2 separate regions of the Homo sapiens genome follow, and region 2 is linked to region 1. The links are chromatin loops, found by intact Hi-C in ENCODE. Cell type or tissue: CD4-positive, alpha-beta T cell. All regions are shown on one strand. Each heading gives the region's core, and the rest is flanking DNA. Links, peaks and the distances in the headings are about the cores only. Region 1 holds the start of IL36B (interleukin 36 beta). Region 2 holds the start of IL1RN (interleukin 1 receptor antagonist).

Evidence for each region. Peaks named below come from ENCODE experiments on the same cell type or tissue, not always from the same donor. Only the 100,000 strongest peaks of a DNase experiment are listed, where the experiment ranks them.
Region 2: it touches region 1 in a loop (6-fold over the local background); 2 of 110 quality-filtered maps call a loop at or near these places.

The regions. Positions count from the first base shown.
Region 1 is chr2:113,048,326-113,053,703 of GRCh38, forward strand. IL36B (interleukin 36 beta) reads right to left here and starts at 4,542. Exons shown (of 5, transcript NM_173178.3): 1 at 4,492-4,542. In CD4-positive, alpha-beta T cell, for the core only: no CTCF peak of the experiment used is centred there; no DNase peak of the experiment used is centred there.
Region 2 is chr2:113,124,535-113,129,912 of GRCh38, forward strand. It overlaps IL1RN (interleukin 1 receptor antagonist), which reads left to right and starts at 3,064. Exons shown (of 4, transcript NM_173842.3): 1 at 3,064-3,206; 2 at 5,042-5,130. The coding sequence starts at 3,091. In CD4-positive, alpha-beta T cell, for the core only: no CTCF peak of the experiment used is centred there; DNase peaks (open chromatin) are centred at 901 and 2,967; H3K4me3 peaks cover 1,139 bases.

The DNA of each region.
Region 1 (5,378 bases), core at 312-5,311:
CAGCTACTCAGGTGGCTGAGGCAGGAGAATTGCTTGAACCCGGGAGGCGAAGATTGCAGTGGACTGAGATCTCGCCACTGCTCTCCAGCCTGAGTGACAGAGTGAGACTCTGCCTCAAACAAAAAACAAAAAACACCCCCAAAATTATAGCTAAATTTGTGGGATACAACTAAATCATGCTTGGAAAAATAGCATAAATGTTTAGAAAAGAAGAAAGACGTCAAATTAATAATTTGAGATTCCACCTGAAGGTACTAGAAAAAGGAGTAAAACAAGCTCAAAGCAAGGAGTGGGAAAGAAATTTATAAGATCGGAGCAAAAATCAATAGAATTGATTGCAGAAAGCAGTAGAGAATATTAATGAAGCTAAAATCTGATTATTAAAAAATCAAGAAAAATGAGAGGAGACTAATTACCAGTTTCATGAATAGAAGAGGGACATCACTACTGATTACACATACTTTAGAAGGGTAATAAGAGGATACTACAAACAAATTTATGCCCATAAATTTAACATCTTAGATAAAATGGACCAACATTTGGAAAGCCAAACTACTAAAACCCACAGAAGAAGTAAGTAACCTGAGTAATCCCATTTCTATGAAAGCAATTGAATTTATTTTAAAAATGTTTAATAATTTAAAATATGCTAGCTATTGTTCTTCTTAATGATGATGAAGAGGAAGCATCACACAATAATGATACTGATGATGGCAGTTGTGTTGGTGGGTGATGATGGTGATGGTGGAGCAAGTGGTGATGGTGCACATGCAAAAGAATGAAATTAGACCCTTATCTTATACCACATAAAAACATCAACTCAAAATGAATCAAAGACCTAAATGAAAGTTAAAGCCCTTAGAAGAAAACATAGGGGAAAGCTTTATCACATTGGATTTGGCAATGATTTCTTGCATATAGCACCAAAAAATAGGCAACAAAAGCAACAAAAGAAAAAATGGATACATTGGACTACATCAAAATTTAAAACTTCTGTACCTCAAATGACACTATTAATAGTATGTTAAGGTAACTCAGGGAATGGGAGGAAATAGGTGAAAGTCATATAAGGGGTTGACATCTAGAATATATATAGAACTCCTGTAACTCAACAACAAAAAAGCAAATAGCCCAGTTAAAAAATGGTCAAATGACTTGAGTAGACATTTCTCCAAATAATATATACTAATAGCCAATAAGCACATGAAAGGGTGCTCAACATCCCTAATAATTAGGAAAGCGTAAATCAAAACCACAATGATATACTGCTATTTCACACCCATTAAGATGGTTGCTATTAGAAAAAAATAGAAAATAACAAGTGTTGATGAGAATGTGGAGGAATTGGGTGGGGCGTGATGGCTTATGCCTGTAATCCCAGCACTTTCGGAGGCCGAGGTGGGCGGACCACCTGAGGTCAGGAGTTTGAGACCAGCTTGGTCACCATGGTGAAACCCTGTCTCTACTAAAAATACAAAAGTTAGCCAGGCATGGTGGCGTGCACCTGTAATCCCAGCTACTCAGGAAGCTGAGGCAGGAGAATCACTTGAACCTGAGAGGCAGAGGTTGAAGTGAGCTGAGATCACGCCACTTCACTCCAGCCTGGGCGACAAGAGTGAAACTCCGTCTAAAAAAAAAAAAAAGAATGTGGAGAAACTGGAACCCTTGTGCACTGTTGGTGGGAATGTAAAATGGTGCAACCACTGTGGAAAACGGTATGGTTGTTCCTCAAAAACTTAAACATAGAATTATCCATATGATCCAGGAGTTCCACCTCTGGGTATATTCACAAAGAATTGAAAGCAGAGACTTGAAAAGCTATTTGAACACCCATGTTCATAGCAGCATTATTCACAATACCCAAAAGGTGATGGCAACCCAAGTGTCCATCGACAGATGAACGAATAAAGAAAATGTGGTACACACACCACACAGCCTTAAAAGGAATGAAGTTCTGATACATGCTACAACATGGATGAATCTTGAAAGTAAACTCAGTTAAGTGAAATAAACTAATAACAAAAAAAAAAAAATACCGTGTAATTCCACGTATATGAGGCGCCTAAAGCAGTCAAATTCATAGAGATGGAAAGTAAAATGGTGGTTGCCAGGGGCCGCTGGGGAGAGGGGAGTGAGGAGTTATTGTTTTGTAGGTACAAAATTTCTGTTCTGCAAAACGAGAAGAGTTCTGGAGATGGATGGTGGTGATGGTTGCCCAACAATGTGAATGTCCTTAATGCCACTGAACTGTACACTTAAAAATGGTTAAAATGGTAATTTTTATATTATGTATATCTTACCACATTTAATAATAACAATTTAAAGATATATCAAAAGAGGCAAATGTGCAGACATCTATCGAATAAATAAGTTATCAAAAACAGCAAAAAGGGACAGATAATAATAATAAAAAAAGATAGTTTCTGTTTTTGAGGAGCCCACGAAAGCCACACATCACTGAGAAAGCCGAGGAGAGCTGGGGCTTTCTCAGGGGTAGCCCTGGTGCAGCTCCCTTGCCTCGTCTAGTCCTGCTTTAGATGCTCGCTACTCGGGTGAGGGCTGCAGATCCTTGTGGAAAGAGACAGAAAAAGAGGAAGAGAGCTTGAATTGGAGGCCGTGCCTCTCAGCGTGGCCTCCCGATCCTTGAATCGGAGGCCGTGCCTCTCAGCCTGGCCTCCTGATCCTTGAATCGGAGGCCGTGCCTCTCAGCGTGGCCTCCCGATCCTTGAATCGGAGGCCGTGCCTCTCATCGTGGCCTCCCGACCTAGCCTGGTGGAGAGCGCCCCCTGCCGGTAGATCCTGGCCCGGCACACTGAGAGCGGCAGGCCCCGCCGGAGGGGCCAGCGCAGGACCGGGGAGAATGGAGCTCAGCCAGTGCCTAGCCCTGGGTTTATTTCCAGTTTCCTGCTGGAGAGCAATGGTCAAACTACACAGTCCGGCGGAGGCGAGTCCGCAGGCTCTGGAAGCCTCTGAGGCACAGACGAGGAAAGCGCCTGAATGTGGATCTGGGGTACAGAAGTTGCCGGTGGCTCTGGCCCTGTTCATGGGACTCAGTCAGCAGAAACTGTGGGTGTGACACACACCGGAGCCTCACCTGCCCTGTGGACTGCCCACACTCTCTCTCAGAGCCTCACCTGCCCTGTGGACTGCCCACGCGCTCTCTCAGATCCCGGCCTGTGCACCTGGCCCTTCCCCAGCCTCCCAGGCAGAGGGTGCCACGGGGCTGAGGGCAGGCAACAAAGCCACTGGCCTCTGGCTCAGCACCCAGCTGCAGCCCTGTGGATCCTGGCCCACAGCCTCCCCATGACTTCACTGGCATCCAGGGTTTCTCGAAAGCGCTATGAGCCAAGTGGTACCCTTCCCCTCTGATGTGGCTGGGTTGGAGAGGGAGTCCTGGATGCAGCTGGAGGTCCCCTTCTGCTCACGGCTCCCTGGAGGCTGTGTCTGTGCATGCACACCATCACTCCTACTCCAGGAAGGACTTTCACGGATGTCCTCAGCTACCAAAAGTCACTCCAGGGAGTGATAAATTCCGTCCAACCCAAAGTGTGCCACACTCTGCTATGGGGCACTCCTTTGTCTCTGCACCAACTCTGTTGGTTTCTATTATCTTCTCTCCCTCTCTCCTTTTTTTTTTTTTTGAGACAGAGTCTTGCTCTGTTGCCCAGGATGAAGTGCAGTGACATGATCTCAGGTCACTGCAACTTTCACCTCCTGGGATTCAAGTGATTCTCGTGCCTCAGCCTCCCAAGTAGCTGGGATTACAGGTGTGCACCACTATGCCCAACTAGTTTTTGTATTTTTAGTAGAGACGGGGTTTCTTCATGTTTGCCAGGCTGGTCTTGAACTCCTGGCCTCAAGTGTTCTGCCCGCCTCTACCTCCCAAGGTACTGGGATTACAGGTGCGAGCCACTGCACCTGGCTGGTTTCTATTATCTTCTTAGAAAGCCTGTTGGTCCTTTGTGCAGACTCCTTCATTCCCCCAGCCTCGAGCTCTGCCTTCTATTCCAAATGTGTGAATTTATAAGCATTACACAGCTTATTTTTCATATTGGGGAATGGGTGTGAATTAGTATGAAGTCAAGCTGCAAGAGTACCAATACCAGGTCCATCTCTTACTAGTTTTGTGACCTTAGGTGACTTAGCCTCTCTAATTTTCGTTTTGTCTTATCAGTTAAATGGGAATAAGCATAGCACTTACCTTAGAGGACTGATGTGGGAATGAGGCAACATAATAGCTATATTGCTTTTATCACTGTACCTGACAGAGTGAATGTGTAACAAACGTTAACCTTTCTTGTCAGCAAATTTAAAACCTCACAGCATATTCTGCACTCATTACGCCAGTCTGTTGGAGCTGAGTCCATGCCTTTTTCTCTCTGCGTTGGGAAAGCCATGCTAGCTACATGCATTTTTGGTCATGAACCAGTCTTAGATTTAAGTCAATGTAAATTTGGCCTTTGCCGTGTTCTTAATGTCTTCTTTACATACCTAGGAAAAGTGAAGGAGAGGTGAGAAAGACAGAGTGGGGAGGAACCCGTGTCTGTGGGTTTGTGCTAGATGCCAACCTGGCTCTTCACATCCTCTGTCTCATCCAGTCAAGCAGCCACACTGAGTCCCCCAGCATGAGAACAGCTTCCACAGAGCAGGAGATTCTGGGTCTGAAATGAGGAGAGAGCTCCAGTCCCACCAGTGCCCTAGAGCATACCTCAGAATGCTCCTTTCTCCTGGTGGGATCCGTGGAGTCTGCCTGCTCTTCCAAGGATGCCTCAGCCTTTTAAGTAAGGCCTAGGGAGGGGCCCTGAAACTACCAGGACCTGAGGAGAAGCAGGATTCTCAGCGTGATTTCACACCACCCTAAGCCGCCGGGAATACTTGCTGCTCATTATCTCTCTATTGGAGTCTCATGGAACACATTGTGGGAAGTGCTATAGAATTCTAGGGACATAGTGGGCACCAAGTGAATATCAGTTACTTTAATTATTACTAAATTTATCTCCCTAACAGGAATTTACTATCTTACCATAATAAACTCTGCTTACATTCTCATATAGGTGAATACACCTGCCCTAAGTCATCTCTACAGCAAGAGCAGAGGCCACATCTACCTCCAGGGTTATTGCCATTCTCACAAAGGTGAGGATAAGTCACCACAGGGAACATTGCTTCTCTGCAGGCTGTGACACTTTCCAGGGCATATAAAGCCCATGAAGAACTGAGATGTTTGCTGAGAAGAGAGCATACCCACCGAAGACAGTGGAAAATGAAAAAACAACAGGAGTAGAAACTTCCCAATAGTGATGTCAAACTGTATTAGTTACTAATTGCTGTGTAACAGCAAACCTAGCGACCTAAAACAAACAAAAAAATTATTTAAC
Region 2 (5,378 bases), core at 288-5,287, 76 kb after region 1:
AGCAAGGGGCTGGGGCATTCATTGTGCCTGATCTCTCCCACTTTACCTGGGGTAAAGAAGCATATGCAAAAGCCACGGTGTGAGTATTTCCCAAGTGCCAGGGTCAGGGCATGATTCATCACGTGCAGCATTTCATTCAATCCTTATAGTAACCGATGATGTGGCTTCTATTATTAGCTCTATCAGATAATGAAACTGAGACCAAGACAGGCTCTGCACATTGTGTGGGGTAATGACACAGGGGGATTCAGACCTAGACTCCATAACTCCTGCCCCAGGGACCACCCCCACCCTCACCCTGTGCATGTCGACAAAGGACAGACTGGGCCACTTCTCAGGACACAGCGGGGAAATGACACAGAGCAGGGAGGTTCCAGGAGCCCCGAGCGTCTTTTCTCCAGGAGAATACTCTCTGAATTCAGACTGGGGTCAGAGAAACATTTACCCAGGAGCCGCAGTGTGGGTGGGGCTTTTTACTTGAAACGCTGTCTGAAGGCAGTGGCCAGGATGGAACTCTCCACCCTACCTTGGCAAGCCACTTCTCTTCTGCAATCTGTAAGGACATTGTTGAGAGAATTATGGTCTTCCAATTCCGGAGGGTTGAAGAAAGACAAATAGGAGAGAACCTATCATAGTCAGGTGCTAGCTGCCTTCTCTTTCAGAGAGTGTGAGAATAAAGTGATACACTTGATTATTAGCAAATACTTTGGAAATTTTAAACGCTAATATTCAACACACTCTGGAAGAGGCAAATAAGTAGACAGGTTCATATACATCATCTCCTTCAGCTAGTCCTCACAAAAACAAACAAATGAATAAACAAAATTCTTCTTTGGCCCTCATAGGAAGACACTGTTTCTTGAACGTGTTTCAAAAAGGATGGGTGACTCACTCAAGGTCACACTGTTTATGAGGACAGTACAGGAATACAGACATGCCATTTTGCCTGAAAAAATCCATCACCCAGGGAGGTGACACAATTTTGCAGAAATGTTCTATTTCCTCTGAAGGATACATTCTTTAAACCTTTGGGAAATTCATTCATAGTCTTCCTCCTTTGAAGGATTAACTCTCTGGACACAAAGTGTTTGATTCTGATTTGTTGGTTGGAAGATGTGTTGGTTGAGAGAAAGATTCTGATTTGTTGGTTGAAAATAGACTCATCAAGATCAACTGCTGTAGTAGTAAATATTTTGACATTTTGTCTGTATTCCTGTGCTGCCCTCACAAGCTGCATCACCTTGAGTGAGTCATTCATACTTTTTTGTTTGTTTTTGTTTTGGAGATGGAGTCTTACTCTGTTGCCTAGGCTGGAGTGCGGTGGCGTGATCTTGGCTCACTGCGACCTCCATCTCCTGGGTTCAAGTGATCCTCCTGCCTCAGCCTCCCGAGTAGCTGGGATTACAGGCACATGCCACCATCCCTGCTAATTTTTGCATTTTCAGTAGAGACGGAGTTTCACCATGTTGGTCAGGTTGGTCTTGAACTCCTGACCTCAGGTGATCCGCCCACCTCAGCCTCCCCAAGTGCTGGGATTACAGGTGTGAGCCACCGTGCCCAGCCCAGCCATCATTTTTGAAACACGTTTGAGAAATAGTGTCTTCCTTTGAGGGCCAAGGAGACATTTTTTTTGTTTATTTGTTTGTTTTTGTGAGGACTAGCTGAAGGGGGTGATGTATATTAACCTGCCTACTTATTTGCCTCTTCCCAGAGTGTGATGAATATTAGGGTTTAAAGTTTCTGAAGCATTTGTTAATAAAGCCCGGGGCTGGAGGTCAGAAGACCTGGATTTCTCTGCATACTTTTGCCATCAGCAAGCTGTGTGACCTTGGACAGATCCCTTTTTTGTCTAAATCTTTCTGAGTCTTCTTGAAAACAATGCCAGGTTGGGACAGGATGATTGCCAAGCTCCCGTCCAGCTCTAAAACACTGCAACGTATGCTTCTGCACCAGCACTGTCCATCCTGTAGATCATGCAGAAATTCTCTTCAACTTTTTCCTACCCATAAAATAGGAGCATGCTTACCTTTTTCCTAATGTTCCAGGCCCCGGGTCTAGAATATTGTAAGTAAGGAAGTTAATGTGTATCAGAGCCCATTATGGGCCAGAAGTTCTCCTCTTCCTTCCTACACCTGCTTCCTCCCTCCCTCCCTCCCTCTTTCCCTTCCTTCCTTCCATCCATTTGTGAAGAAGACATGATCACCCTCATTCTGAGAGTGAAGAGACAGAGGCTCAACTAATGAAATGATTTGTTCAAGGTCACACGGGTGGCACAAGGCAAGTGGCAGAGGTTGAATTTAGACCCATTCCTGTCCAAATGCTGAGTTTATGTCATCGTCCCGAGACCATAACTTTAAAGATGTAAGATAGTGGGAAAAGAGTTGATTTCAAAGCACCTCTCAGAAGGACTCACTTTACATCAGGGGTCAGCAGACTCAGGCCAAATCCGGTCCATTCCCCGCTTTTGCAAAGAAAGTTGTAGTGGAACACAGCTAGGCTTATTGATTTATGGATTGCCAACGTCCTTTTGTGAAACAGACAGCTGAGCTGAGTAATCGTGGCGCACAAAACCTAAAATATTTACTATCTCGTCCTTTACAGAATGTTTGCCAATCTATGGTCCGGAGTCCAAGGCTGTCCATTTTTCAAAGAACACAAAGTGACATGAGACTGTCCCATGTGCAGGGAGCCCTATCATTTTATTATGAAAAAACGGCCTTTCTGCTCAAATCTGTTTTTTAAAAAGTCAACAAACAGACTCTGGGTACCTGTCAGGAACAGTAGGGAGTTTGGTTTCCATTGTGCTCTTCTTCCCAGGAACTCAATGAAGGGGAAATAGAAATCTTAATTTTGGGGAAATTGCACAGGGGAAAAAGGGGAGGGAATCAGTTACAACACTCCATTGCGACACTTAGTGGGGTTGAAAGTGACAACAGCAAGGGTTTCTCTTTTTGGAAATGCGAGGAGGGTATTTCCGCTTCTCGCAGTGGGGCAGGGTGGCAGACGCCTAGCTTGGGTGAGTGACTATTTCTTTATAAACCACAACTCTGGGCCCGCAATGGCAGTCCACTGCCTTGCTGCAGTCACAGAATGGAAATCTGCAGAGGCCTCCGCAGTCACCTAATCACTCTCCTCCTCTTCCTGTTCCATTCAGAGACGATCTGCCGACCCTCTGGGAGAAAATCCAGCAAGATGCAAGCCTTCAGGTAAGGCTACCCCAAGGAGGAGAAGGTGAGGGTGGATCAGCTGGAGACTGGAAACATATCACAGCTGCCAGGGGCTGCCAGGCCCCAGAGGGCCTGAGAACTGGGTTTGGGCTGGAGAGGATGTCCATTATTCAAGAAAGAGGCTGTTACATGCATGGGCTTCAGGACTTGTGTTTCAAAATATCCCAGATGTGGATAGTGCGACCGGAGGGCTGTCTTACTTTCCCAGAGACTCAGGAACCCAGTGAGTAATAGATGCATGCCAAGGAGTGGGACTGCGATTCAGGCCTAGTTGAATGTGCTGACAGAGAAGCAGAGAGGGGCACCAGGGGCACAGCCCGAAGGCCCAGACTGATATGGGCAAGGCCTGTCTGTGCTGACATGTCGGAGGGTCCCACTCTCCAGGGACCTTGGTTTCCCCGTCTGTGACATCTGTGACATGAGAGTCACGATAACTCCTTGTGTGCCTTACAGGGTTGTTGTGAAAATTAAATGCACAGATAATAGCGTAACAGTATTCCGTGCATTGTAAAGAGCCTGAAAACCATTATGATTTGAAAATGGAATCGGCTTTGTGAGACCATCACTATTGTAAAGATGTGATGCTGATAGAAATGACAGGACTGCTTGTGCATGCCCTCTGCAGTGTGACATTCCAGCAGTGAAATCATGTTGGGGTGACTTCTCCCCCACTCTGACCTTTATGTTTGTCTGGGCCGAGGCTGCAAGTCGGGCTCTGTGGGTGTATGAGTGACAAGTCTCTCCCTTCCAGATATGGGGACTGTCTGCTTCCCTAGGTTGCCTCTCCCTGCTCTGATCAGCTAGAAGCTCCAGGAGATCCTCCTGGAGGCCCCAGCAGGTGATGTTTATCCCTCCAGACTGAGGCTAAATCTAGAAACTAGGATAATCACAAACAGGCCAATGCTGCCATATGCAAAGCACTTTGGTTTGCCTGGCCACCCCTCGTCGAGCATGTGGGCTCTTCAGAGCCACCTGATGAGGTGGGTACAGTTAGCCACACTTCACAGGTGAAGAGGTGAGGCACAGGTCCCAGGTCAGGCTGGCCAGAGCTCTGTTTATTACGTCTCACAGCTTTGAGTCCTGCTCTCAACCAGAGAGGCCCTTTACCAAGAAGAAAGGATTGGGACCCAGAATCAGGTCACTGGCTGAGGTAGAGAGGAAGCCGGGTTGTTCCCAAGGGTAGCTGCTCCTGCAGGACTCTGAGCAGGTCACCAGCTAATGGAGGAAAGGCTCTAGGGAAAGACCCTTCTGGTCTCAGACTCAGAGCGAGTTAGCTGCAAGGTGTTCCGTCTCTTGAAACTTCTACCTAGGTGCTATGGTAGCCACTAGTCTCAGGTGGCTATTTAAATTTATACTTAAATGAATGAAAATAGAAGAAAATTTAAAATCCAGACCCTTGGTCACACTATCCACATTTAAAGAGGTCAATAGCCACATGTGGTTAGTGGCCACCCTATTGGGCAGTGCAGCTACAGAACATTTTTGCATCCCAGAAAGTTCTTTTGGATGTTGCTGCTCTACAGCATGCTTTGCTGAAACAGAAGTGCCTTCCCTGGGAATCTCAGATGGGAAGCAAGTAAGGAGGGGAGTCAAATGTGGGCTCACTGCTCACCAGCTGTGAGGGTTGGGCCTGCCTCTTAACCATTGTCAGCCTCAGTCTTCTCATCCATGCATGCCGTGGGTATACTAAAATACTATACCCCTGGAAGAGCTGGATGCAAATTTGACAAGTTCTGGGGGACACAGGAAGGTGCCAAGCACAAGGCTGGGCACATGGTGGCTGTGCACTACAGCTGAGTCCTTTTCCTTTTCAGAATCTGGGATGTTAACCAGAAGACCTTCTATCTGAGGAACAACCAACTAGTTGCTGGATACTTGCAAGGACCAAATGTCAATTTAGAAGGTGAGTGGTTGCCAGGAAAGCCAATGTATGTGGGCATCACGTCACTTTGCCCGTCTGTCTGCAGCAGCATGGCCTGCCTGCACAAACCCTAGGTGCAATGTCCTAATCCTTGTTGGGTCTTTGTATTCAAGTTTGAAGCTGGGAGGGCCTGGCTACTGAAGGGCACATATGAGGGCAGCCTGAAGAGGGTGTGGAGAGGTAGAGTCTAGGTCAGAGGTCAGTGCCTATAGGCACAGTGGTCCCAGGGC